Regions from separate parts of the Homo sapiens genome. Here regions 2 and 3 are each linked to region 1. A link is a contact called in ENCODE Hi-C data. All regions are on one chromosome and are shown on one strand. The core of a region is the stretch at or near the end of the contact, and the rest is flanking DNA. Distances in the headings are between cores, read along the strand shown.

The links. A loop is a pair of places that touch in the nucleus more often than their neighbours do. Pooled maps may share reads with other maps.
Region 2: a loop to region 1 is called in a pooled map of right cardiac atrium, with 2.7 times the contacts of the local background. The contact joins the enhancer-like site here to the promoter of LINC01894 in region 1. A Hi-C loop is called at or near these places in 2 of 168 maps with a recorded cell type or tissue (gastrocnemius medialis and psoas muscle) and 4 of 50 pooled maps.
Region 3: a map of gastrocnemius medialis shows a loop between it and region 1 (4-fold over the local background). The contact joins the enhancer-like site here to the promoter of LINC01894 in region 1. A Hi-C loop is called at or near these places in 2 of 168 maps with a recorded cell type or tissue (gastrocnemius medialis and psoas muscle) and 2 of 50 pooled maps.

Annotation. Positions count from the first base shown.
Region 1 is chr18:24,985,058-24,989,249 of GRCh38, reverse strand. LINC01894 (long intergenic non-protein coding RNA 1894) reads left to right here and starts at 1,271. Exons shown (of 2, transcript NR_146903.1): 1 at 1,271-1,893.
Region 2 is chr18:25,282,907-25,287,204 of GRCh38, reverse strand. The region is part of intron 3 of ZNF521 (zinc finger protein 521); the gene reads left to right. Among named protein-coding and RNA genes, the nearest start is that of ZNF521, 67 kb to the left of the region's middle. RefSeq lists an enhancer at 712-2,416. Within about 2 kb of position 2,277, at least 4 of the 41 ENCODE cell types and tissues checked have a DNase peak (open chromatin) inside an H3K27ac peak, as active enhancers do; they include gastrocnemius medialis, where a contact is called at or near this core.
Region 3 is chr18:25,465,039-25,468,923 of GRCh38, reverse strand. No RefSeq gene overlaps it. Among named protein-coding and RNA genes, the nearest start is that of ZNF521, 110 kb to the right of the region's middle. RefSeq lists an enhancer at 2,035-3,885. Within about 2 kb of position 1,428, at least 8 of the 41 ENCODE cell types and tissues checked have a DNase peak (open chromatin) inside an H3K27ac peak, as active enhancers do; they include gastrocnemius medialis and psoas muscle, where a contact is called at or near this core.

The sequences.
Region 1 (4,192 bases), core at 22-2,521:
TAAAATGGGATATATATAAAAATGGATATATATATGTGTGTATATATATATAAAAATGGATATATATGTATGTATTTAATACGGAGTCTTGCTCTGTCAACCAGGCTGAAGTGCAGTGGTGCATTTTTGGCTCACTGCAATCTCTGTCTCCTGGGTTCTCCTGGGTTCAAGTGATTCTCGGGCCTCAGCCTCCCAAGTAGCTGGGATTACAGACATATACCACCACGCCTGGCTAATTTTTGTATTTTTAGTAGAGACCAGGTTTTGCCATGTTGGCCAGGCTGTTCTTGAACTCCTGACCACAAATGATCCACCCGCCTTGGCCTCCCAAAGTGCTAGGATTACAGGCATGAGCCACTGTGCCTGGCTTGGTCTTATATATTTTTAAATGAAGTGGTTGTGTGGGTAGTTACCTGTCGGATTTGCACCATTATAAAAACAAATACAAACTACTTGGCTCATTTGCAACAAAGTTTGTGCAAGAACTGTGGCAAGTGAGCCTCCTGAAGTTCAGGAACTGCAAGAGAGAAGGGTTCCTGTGAGAGCCACTCCCAGAGGTCTTGGCCAATCAGGATGGCTTCAGCAGTGAGCAAGTGCTGAGCTGAATTCAGGGGCCTCTGGAGATCAGTGCTGCTGGGCGTGGAGCAACTTACAGTGCCCCACACAGCCACCCTGAGGCCAAACAGGATGCCCCCTTTTCCTGCTTCCACACATATTCCTTAGACTTCTCCTTTTTTGTGATATTTTTCATTTTCAACTCAAACCTGCCCTCAAAATCGCTTAAATCTGATTGTGTCTTTGTAAACATGTAGGGAGTGAAGACACACCATGTGATTCGCCTCGGGCCCCACACACCCTAGGGATCATTCTTGGATCCTCTATGCTTGGACGGGACACAATTGTTTTAGTTACGTAGGACCAGGAGAATTTGCAAAGTTATCAACAAGAGCATAGGGTCAGAGAGGAAGAGTGAAGCAGAGACAGTGAACTTTAGAAGCATAATCTCATTTAATCTTTCCAATATCCAGAAATTGAGGATTTCTTAAATTCACATATACACTGAGGACCAGGAAGACTTGTTATTAAAGTTACCCATGTAAGTGGCAAAGCTGGGCTCCAAATCCAGGCTGGGTTGATTCCAAGGCTCTTGTTTTTCACTGCGCAATTCTGAAGGCAGCACAGGTTCCTGAACAAAGTGTTCTGGGCATTCCAAACTTTCAACTGTCACCAAAAAGCCCAGCAAAAATGGGGGGAAATCCTTCAGGGAACTATTCTCAAGTGAGCCACAGGAAGAGTCCTGTTTTGAGGGCAAGGCTTTTCTTGAAAACTACACTCTCTATGCAGCTCATTCCTGAAGAAGGGCTTTGGCATGTGGAGATTATGCCCTCTTGCTAGGGTACTGGAAGGGATCCATGTGGTATTGTCCCAGCAATAACTCTGCCACAGAGATATGCGATCTCCAGCAGCTGTCGGCAGGCTTCACTCCCATTCCATCCTCCTTCCTGCATCCAGTAGTCTCCCAGCCCCGCCTCACCCTCCCACTGCTCCAGAAGAATGACAGAACTCAGAGCTGCAAGAGAAAGAAGACTGAATTCAGTCTCTCTTGCAGAAAAATTGTTTTCCGTCAAGTTGATAATAATGATCACACTGAGAATGAATGACTCAAGATGAATATCCAAAGATATATCAAAACCTGGTCAGCAGTCGTGGGGAAAGGAAGAAAGCCTGAGTTGAGTTTATGAAAGTTTTCCACTAAAGTCAGCAACAGCTTAAATTCAAACCAGGCACAAGACGCTTGAATCTCCATATGAGTTGTTCATCAAAGGGCTGAAAGAAAAGAAATCTGAGCCCGAGCACGGTCTGGCCTAAAAGCTTTCAAGTGACTCCTTTCTGGTAAGGAAACTATTTCCTTTGTCTGTACATGTTCAGGAAAACTGCCTTTTTGGAGCCTGGTTCATTCTCAATTCAGGTCACAGTTATTTTCACCAGTTAAAAGAAAAAATCCTAAGCATGGAAATGTCTGCTGTTCACCATACTCACACTCACAGATGCACACACACACACACACACACAGTTATAAATACACAGATCGTGTTTATTCATACTGGAATACTATATGACTTACATGTTTATTCTAGGCTGATTTCAACTGGGGTGAAGCAGCTAGCACTCTGGTATTCAGGTTATCTATGACTCTGTTTGCTAGAAATCAGGGAAGTCATGTACCATGATATTGCCAACACGCCTTTAATAAAAAAAAGCAAGCTCAGAGCTTAAATCCAGACTTCTTTGCTAAGGAAAGTAGGCTATTTAGACAGGATTGCATTGATTAAAAGTGAGGAGGAATAGCCAAACTCCACAAGGAAATGAATCTTCGTGGCTACCCCATCTCGGGCTTCCTTTCTTTCAGCACTTGGTTTAGACAAATGGCTCTGGAGTTCGCAGGGTTTGTTCACAGTCAGTTGAGAGGGATCTCCCCTCTGCTCACTTGATTTTCAGCTTGCAAACCCTTACACAGCATTCAGATGGAACAGTAGCTGGGAGATCATGAGGGTCTTCCGGTGTGTTTCTTAACAGTGTGCCTTAACATTATTTTCTCTTCTGGCTTTTGTTTCCTTTTTTTCCTGTTTCATTTTTTCTTTTATTTTTTTTCTCTGTAGTCTAATGGGATTCTTAGAAATTAGAGCTGAAAGAATCTCTTTAAGCTTGTCTCCCTTATCCCTTTTCAGGGCACAGTTTTTAACCTAGGGTTACATTTCCATTTTTCCATCAAGGCCCCTTCTAAATGCCTCTAACTGTGGGGCTCCCACCACTTCCCTTGGGAGACTATCCCCTGACCTCACAGACTTGGCTGTAAGGAAGATTTTTTGAGAACCCATCCACCAACTCTTCTTTCCTTGCTTCATGCTACTCCTCCAGGCTGCCTCTCCTGAAGGTGGATTTGGGTTTCTGCATCCACTGCACTCCCTGCAGGAGGCACAGATTTGATATCTACACAGAGCAATGGCTATTTTTACAGGGTTCTTTTTTGGGGGAAATGTGAGTCTGCTTCTAGATAATCTGTCAGTGGACCGAGATTATAACACACCCAATTCAGGAGACTTTTACATTTACATTTGGTGTGGGGTGAAGCAATAGATGAAATGAAATCTGAATTTTGCCTATTAGCTTGTCTTACTTGCATTAACTAGTTAGTGGAAAATAAGTCATGTTGATAGTACCCTTTTCTGTTTATTAACAAGATGATTGGATTTCTCACAAGGCTGACAGGGTGTTTCTGTCCATTTTTAGAAACTAGTCCAAATAGTACTGGGGGAAAGAAGAAAGTGTTTCCCCCTAGTCCATAGAATTTCTCGGCAGAGACGACCCCAAATCACGCCCTTTGTAGACATGTTAGAATGTTCTGGCTGATGGCCTGCTCACACACCACCAAACCACTGGTGGAATTTGGTTCCCTGTCAGCCTTTCTCCATGAAACTTGAGACTCAGGAAACATTCAAACAGATCCTGAAGTTTTAGAATCATAAAAGCTGCCCCAAAATGAATTAATAATAAATATTTTAAAAGATTTATGACTATTTCTGAAACCTTAAGTAAGACAGGAACCAAGTCGGGATTTGCCCAGAGTGCAACAAATTGTCTTTTAACCCTAGTTGGGAAGAGAACAGCCATTCTTGGAAAACTTAGAGATCTGCCTGATTACAAATTTACAATTTCCTTCCTTATGGCACTGTGGAAAAAATACGTTAATGAATAAAAGCATGTGCAGCTTCCTTTATTTCTGTCACACAATGCATGTCAGTTGTGTAACTATTGCCTACCTTTTAGGGGGTCTCCTTGGGGTAATTGCCAGAAACCTAATGAAGTTTCAGGAGCCCAGAAAATTTCCCAGCTGAGTGGAAATGTTGTTTCAGGGGAAACAGTTTAACACAGCAGAATTGTCTTCTCTTATAAGCCAACACCCTTCCCTTCTTTTCCCTTCTTTGCCCAATGTCTCAGTTTTACACATTTTGCTTTAGCAGTTACTCTCATTTTGAAAACATCCCTTTCTCCAATGCTAGGCCCTGACCTACCCAGGTGGGGAAAAATTTTTGCTTTTAAATATCTTGTTACACCAACAGTTCTTTCCCCGCCTAGCTATAATTTTCATCTTCAAACTCATTTTGGGCATAGGAGTGAATTCCTAGTAAAG
Region 2 (4,298 bases), core at 1,028-3,527, 300 kb before region 1:
GAGAAGCCGACCAGGCCCCCCAGGAGTGTTTCTTGAGGCCACGTTTTTACCAAGTTTGCTTGGTATGTTTGGTCTCTTTGTTCTTTGAGGATATTCTGTATTAGTTACAGAGAAGCATTTTCCTTATAGCAAAGAAGGTATTTTAAGCTAGATAAGAAAAATGGGCCATTTTCTTCTCCTGTCCCCAAAGTCCATGTCTGGTCCATGAATTTTCTTTTGGAGTATTCACTGATATTCTAAAGATGTCTTCAGCAAATATAAGTCCCATATGATGTAATTTGCAAAAGATATTTGGAATTGAAACCACCCTTGTATGTGCTTTCATTTCCTCAGTCCAGGGAGTCCGAGGATCTTGTGTTAGATTAGACTAGGTGGGCACGCTTTTAACCGCTGAGGTGCCTTGGCCTAGACTCTGCGTCTTCCCCTCCTCCCCTTTTCGTTTAATTAAATTTCTGATTCCCCTTTCCAGACCTTCAAATCCCGTTTTTCTTTCCTCCTACCCAAATGGTGTTTAGTTGTTACTCAGCTTCTATTTCAAGAAATGAAAAAATAGAGATTATTTTTAATATCTGAGAGATATATAGTCTATGAGATGTGACTGATTATTGTATGACCTTTGTTTTTTCTCAACATTTGTTTTTCTTTAGGAATAAAATAGTAGCTAAGATTGGAAATCTGTTTCAATTGAGAAGAATGGGTGTTTTGTTGGTGGCAGACATTGGCTCTCCTCTGTATGGTGGTAGGTAGGGCTGGAAGCTGATGATGGCTGATGTGCAAATCTTGTCATTTTATGCAAGCTGGTGCTGTTCATCCTCCAGCTCTTTGCAGAGAATGTAGTTTTATGTTCATTTAATAATTATCCATTTTGGTTGTACTTGTCGGGGAGAGCTTCTTGAGCCCCATCAGTTTTTCAGAGAAGCACCACTCAAGCTCTTCTGCTGAAAATGTTTTTCCTTCCCTCCCTTCACTTCATTCCACTCTTCCCCTTATCGACTCTCTCATCAGTGCCAGAGCTCTTCAGTATTCCACTCCTGTCCTTTGTGAAGTGATTTTGCCCAGACACGTCTGGCTCAGGGTGAAGTGCCCTCCCCTGAGAGCGCGCACTGCAGCCCCAGGTCGCCAGCACCATGAATACATTATTATCCCAATTTCCATCCTGTTGCCACGGCAGCACTTTTGGAGCTGCTGGGTTATTAAGTCGTACATCACTAATACCCTGATATGAGCAGAAGTTGGATTTAATATCGGCCTTTGATCAGATTACCTCCCAACAGTCAGCTGTCATTAGAAAATTCCTTTGCTCATTATACCCTCAGAGCTCTGGCCTGTGTAGCAAAAGGGTGGCAGTCCTGATACATGGAGGCAATTTCAAGCCTGGGCCTTGCACTGTACACTTAATTTATTTTCTGACCTTTTTGTGATTTGGGGAGATTCTGTATAGCCATGCGTGCATGTGCGCGCGCAGGCGCGTACGTGTGTGTGTGTGTGTGTGTGTGTGTGTGTGTGAGAGAGAGAGAGAGAGAAGTGCAACTACAAAATCTGTCTGTAGTTCTGTAGGTGGTGGATAGAGGTACGTGTGAGGGGGTGGTTGTCTTTTGCCAAGTGATACTATACTTTGTTGGAAAGTGTCTGTTTTCTGCCTGTCCTCGGGTAATGTATAAAACATGGTGCTTCAGGTAGAGATGAAGGGTAAACTGATGTCCCCCTAAATGGCCAGCCTGTGTATGCACCTAACACTTCACTGAGCAATCTGTCAACATGTCAGCAACACATGTTTTATAAAAAGCCTCCAGTGGGAGCAAAGGCTCCTGCCAGGGCTTAGGAAATGCTTTGAATTCAGCAGATTTCTATTGCTGGAGTCCCCCGAGGTTCCTTTTACAATGCCTACATTTCAGAAATTTGAACTTGGGACCCTTAGGGGGTTCTCTCCGAATGCCTGAAAATGTAGAGTTATATTGTTGCGTGTCCCCAAGCGGTCTTTACTAATACCTGAATTCGGAGAAGCTGGAAATTACAGAGCTCCCCAGGGGAAGCTTTATCCACACCAGGAAGAAGAGAATAACTCTGCAGGGAGATTGCTTAATGCATTGCTGAAATAAAAGAATTTGAGAGAGATGGGTTGAAGTGTTTTTTTTTTTTTTCCCTTTTCTGGCCACTCCTTCAGCTTAGCTAAGTCCTTAAAGACAAAGTCAGGGTAAGGAAGCAGCTGGGCTCTTTTTAATGAAATTTTAGATGTGGCTTTTGAAATAGTCAGATGCCTGATGCCTCCCTGTGTGTGTGTGTGTGTGTGTGTGCGCGCGCGCACGCACATGAGTGTTTGTGTAGTCTCTCTCACTAGAAACCTCTTTTGTTTACATGCAAAAAGTTGTTTTCATTTTTAGGTGCATCATCAGTTTCATCTTGTTTCCTTCCAGGCTTAGCTGTTTCTTTTTTTATACTCCCAATGTACCTGTCTCAGTTACTTGGAAATATTTCTTCATCTCTTTCTCTTTTTTTATGGTGCTTTTCTTTTATTACATCTGCCTGTCATGCTTTGTACTCTCCCCTTTTCATAACTTGTGGTGTTGCTACTTTCCTTTCGAACTCTCACTGCTTTATTGAAGACTTCTTTATGCCTATGACTCTGCCTCTCTTTTTAATTTTCCTCCGGCCCTCAGCGCTCTCGTCTCAACTCAGATTTTGGAAATACTTGGGTATTTTTTGGCTGCTTTCTGATGAGATGACTTTGCTGATTTTTTTGTGTGACGTATTGTTATTTTGCTGCTGCTACATTTCATCAAGACAGGTTGCTTTGACAATTTGGAGTAGATCTGCAAGCTTCAGACTCGGTTGTGCATTCATTCAGGAAGTAAAGGATAGCTAGAGCAGTGCGTTTAGTGTGTGTATGTGTGTGTGTGTAAATGTTTATCATACATACATAGGGCTTGAGGGCAAGGGTGGGAGTGTCATTGTTGTATTTTAAGTGAATAAAAAATTTTGAAGTCCATTTCTGTTCTTTATTATCTCTGGTAAAGAGAAAGAAAAATATCCTCCTTGTGTGTGCACTTTTCTAGATCTTTCCTTGGCTGTCTTTTGACACCATGTCACCTGACCTTATCAGGAGGGAGCTGGGGGCTCAGGCTCATGTTTACTCAGGGTCCTCCTGGGACTGAACACTACCTTTGAGTCCAGCTTCTTTCAGCTTTGCAGACAAAGACAAGGAGGACATTCTCACAGAACTCAGCCGTCTAGTGTAAAACAGTTCCAGCTGTTGCTGCTCATGAATTTTTTTGGGGGGGGGGGAAAGTATTGGCTTGTTTTTTAGGTGTGGCTACATTCATAGAGCTGTCTCCAGACATTGATTTTTTTTCTTCAACTGATTCCGTTTAAAAGTGGTGAGGGATTAAAACACCAACTCTTTTGGAATTTGGCAAATTATAATAAGGTTTTAAACTCCCGTCAATGATGATGGGGGTATTCAGATCTTTTGCTTTTGAAGTTAAAAAGGGTCAGATGTTTTCAGATTTACCCAAATTTACGATTTCCAGCAGCACATTATTTTCTATTTTCCATTTAAGTTTATGTTCAGCTATTGAATAATATTCTTGGATTTTTCTGGAAAGCTTTCTGGTGAAACATCAAGACAATGAAATTAATTATACTTAATGCAGACACATAAACTTGGAGGGGGTATAGTTGGTGTTTTTAAACTAATGTTCTTGCTGATACAGCAAAATCCTGTGAAGGTTTTATAGACATATTTATTGTGGTCCAGTAATTGGAGACCGACCTCAGCTTTTAATTAGCGTATGTTGGACCAGAGACCAGGGAAGAGCCCCTGAATTAGGCTCTGATTTTGACTCTTGCTAAGTGCTGGCAAATTCAAGGGTTAAGCTTAGAGCACAGCAATCCTCATGAGTAGGAGAGGCAAGAGTGGGAATGTATGATGTGCAAAACCAGGTGACTGAGGTGAAATTCTTCCTTAGACAGAAGGAGGCAACTTTTCAAAGTGAGGGGCCTGGTGGAAGCTCTTTGCTGAGAAAAAAGATAGTGAGTGGAGGTGCTTGTTGATATGTGTTAGAGGCTCATGCCAACACTCCTGTGAGATTTTGGTTGTACTTTCCTTGGATAGAGTGCTTGTCCCATCCATTACACAGAAAGAGGTACCAGCTGCTTCCTGCACAAAGCAGGCACGCTGTGGTTAAAGTCATTCTCTGTAGGTTTAATGCATTGGAGGAAAGCATTTTGTACTTAAGCACTTTAAGGATTCACTGAAACACTTGAATCTGGCTCCCTAAAAATTTTAAAAGCTCTTTTAT
Region 3 (3,885 bases), core at 179-2,678, 480 kb before region 1:
CCCCCGGGCCACATACTTAGTACATTTATATTTCATTGGCTCCTCATAACAATTCAGAGAGGTAGGTACTATTATTATTATTATTATTATTATTTTTGAGATGGAGTCTTGCTCTGTTGCCCCAGCTGGAGTGCAGTGGCGCAATCTCGGCTCACTGCAAGCTCCGCCACCTGGGTTCACACCATTCTCCTGCCTCAGCCTCCCGAGTAGCTGGGACTATAGGCGCCTGCCAGCACACCTGGCTAATTTTTTGCATTTTTAGTAGAGGCGGGGTTTCACCGTGTTGGCCAGGATGGTCTCGATCTCCTGACCTCGTGATCCACCCACCTCGGCCTCCCAAAGTGCTGGGATTACAGGTGTGAGCCACCGCACCTGGCCAGAGGTAGGTACTATTATTATCTTCATTTGGCAAGTTCAGAAACTGCGTCTCAGAGGGATTAAGGAACATTCTTGAGTGAAACAGCCAGCCAAGGGCAGCATGGGAGTCAAGCCTCAGTGTGTCTGACTTCACAGTCTTTGCACATGATAAACAGCGTGACTACAATGACTAGAAAAACACATAAATAGATGTAAGTTATTATTCTAATGTCTTATAAAATTCCTTTGCTATTTTACAGTAAAGCCAAGTCATCTACTTCTGTTGAAACTAAGCGTGTCAGACCCATCTCAGAAGATATGAGTTACCACAGATCTTCAGATAAAAGAAACAACACGTTAATTCACTTAATAACACATTCTTCAGAGGAGGAAATTGAAATACAGTTTTAACTTGATTACTTTGTTCTTTCTTAACTGGGCAAAACCAGACACACAGAGTTCCCCCTCTCTCTCCTTCTTCCAGGATGCCTTGGACAGGCTGTGCACAGACCACCTTCTCCCCCAGTTCCTAAGGGTCAAATAAAATGGAGAGACTATTCACTGCAGATACGGAGGCTTTGTCATGCGTCAGTTCTCAAAATTGGCTGCCTGGCACAGAAGATGATTTAAGTAAAACTGAACTAATTTTCAAAACTGAAACTTAAGCTGTTGAGCAACATGAGCCAAGTGCCATTTGTCTTGGACACCCCAACACTTTCTTGGCTCCTATTAGCAACTCAAATGTTCCCTGGTCACATTAATTAGCTCAATTGTCCTAGACAGGAAGGATGGAGGGAAGGCACAGGGCTCCAGCAGCCCAGGCTGTGGCAAACTTGGACTCTCAGAGACATTTCCCAGCATCGTTCTGAGGACTATTAGGGATCAGAAACACTCTGAGGCTGGTCGCCTACACAGAGCAAAATTGTCCCCATAGGATAACCCAGCAGCCTGCTGTGACATAGACTTTTGAGGACAAAGAGGTACAGAGAAGGCCAGCATGGGCAGAGCTCCTGGACAGAGACTTAAGAATATTTAGTGAAAGGAGAGCACTCCTCTTAGCTCTAAACCTCACACATCCCCCGTCGCTGCCCAGGCATTTGGGTGATGACACATCCCCCTTGGGACACAGCCCAATCTCCCTGACAGCTGTGCCCAGAAGGCCATCAGAGGCAGGCCCTGGCAGCTGACAAGCCTCTGTTCAGCCAGCTCTGGCCTTGAGGTACCTTTCAATGCCAAAGAGAGGAATGCAAGGATCAAATTTCTGAGCACTAGAACTTGACCATGACTTCCAAAAACTGAGTCACAAGAACACACGTATCACACAAAGGACTTTCTTACTATCCAACAAACACATATGTCCCCATTCCTTTTCTGTTGGAAGAAGAAATAGAGAAAAACCAGCCCTGAGTTCCTCCTGGGACTGGAAGTGTGCCTATTTCTTCCCTTTTCTGCAGCCACACTAAGGGATTGTGTCAACATTGTAAAGCCATCCATATTGAAAATGGTTACATGGAAATATTTTTGTAACCTATTATTACTATTAATACTCTGGTTTCTCTTCAGATTGTATAAATCTTTCAGCTCATTATTATTATTATTTGGAGGAAAGGGGAAGCTAGTGGTAAGTAGGAGGCACCGAGTAAATACCTCCAAGAGGGCTATAAGTTTTTGCGTTTAGCAACGGAAGTGATGTCTGAGAGAGTCAGATCCCAGTAATATGCAACAAGCATCATGGAGCTCCAAGTGTGTTTCTTGTAATTTTTGTCATTGCAAGGAAGCTGCAGTATGTCTTGGAGTCAAAAAGTCCTGGGCTCTAATTTTAGCTATAACATTTAACAGTGAGCATGTCTATGGACAAGTAAAGTTTACATTTCCTTAGCCTAAACTGACTCACCAGTAAAATGGGAATGATAAAGCCAACTGCGCAGGCTTGTTTTGCAAAGACTAAATGAGATAATGCAGGTAAATTTGCTAGCACATGTAAATGCTCCCTCAGTGGGGGTTTTCATAATTAATAAGATTAACATGTTGTGTTCACAATGCTGATGCATGTTTGAAGTTCTCATCTTTTGCCTCTTAGGGGGAAGCTCATGCCACAGGACCTCTTCAAGAGCTGGAGACAAAAAGCCCCCTGTTCTGAGAATTGTTGAAAGGTTTCTTTCCCTTTCCCAGATTCTTTGCTCCTCGGTGCCCTGTCAAAACATCTGGCCCCTTTTGTCCTCAGCTTTCCCTGTGCTATTAAAGCCAGTCCTCATCACGAGCCACTTCCTGTGGACCTAAACATTTTTTTTATTATGCACCTTAACACTTCAAGATGATTAGAGCTGAAAGGGTAAGAACAAAAAATGAAGGTTGAGCCTTTCTTTTCCAGCAGCTAATTTGATTCCAACAGCACTTGAAAGAAAGAAAGAAAGAAGCTCAAATGTTATGTTTTCATCTGCTAAGAATGAAGAAAGCATTATTTTTAAAAATTCCCCTCTCTAGCTTGAGATTAAGAGTATAATAAAAGAGGTTAGTGTCTGGCAAAATATTCTCAGTGGACTAATGTGGTCATTCCTTTATCCAGAGTATTCTTCCAGCCAGGTGCAGGCAACATTATTATACAAACTCTGGTTTGTCTTCTTGCTAGGAGAACAGAGGGATTTGTCAGGAATTCAGGGTCCTAGAGCAAAAGTGCATTGCTTCTTTCCCACAGCCAACCCTGGTAGTTCCTCCAAGATAAATTGCTTGAAGTAAAACTCTCAGTAAAGAGTATGTCTGAATGGGGACCCTAAGAAATTTCAGGAGGCTTTTTTTTTTTTTTTTGGTCTACACTGACTATCCTTTGCTGTGGATTAGGCCACTGCTTATTACAAATTCAAATCCTATCTATATATTGTTCATGGTTCCTTTGTGTCATCAGGAAATTAAAGTTTGCAGCTGGTCCCTTCATCTTGGCTAATCATGCGGACATAAAGTCCTTAAAGGCCCTCGGAGTGGCCCCTGCGGGGGCCCCACTCAACACTTCTCTTCAGCTAGACATTGTTTTTCAGCTGTGTTTTCATCCTTTGCCCCGCGGTATTAAGCTCCCGCTGCTTTTAGCCCCAGCATCAGACTGTCATGCGTCATTTTATCATGGCCAGTCCAACACCTACAGGAAACCATGCCCTCATGCCGAGTCCTGCAACCGGCTGGAAGTCCTTCAGAGGGTGGCAGGGCTTTCTCCAGTGTCCTGGGATGGCCGTTGCATCCTGAAGACCCCCATGGGTACCCAGATGGAGCAGAGTGGGTCCCTCACAGCAGTGGCCTTGTTAGGGGTCTCAAGTCACACTTGCTCAGAGTCGAAGGACGTGAATTGTTTGGACCTGTTAGGGAAGGCCTGGGCTATAAACGGGAAGCTGCCAATTTGCCAGCTCCTCGAAAATTGATCTGACGTGTTACAAAATCCTAAGTCTCCTCTCAGGGATCTTTTAATATCCGGCAGAGTTTACACCTGGTTTCTGTGATTCCTTGAATTAATTGAATTCTCATTAGAATACTTCCTGCTTT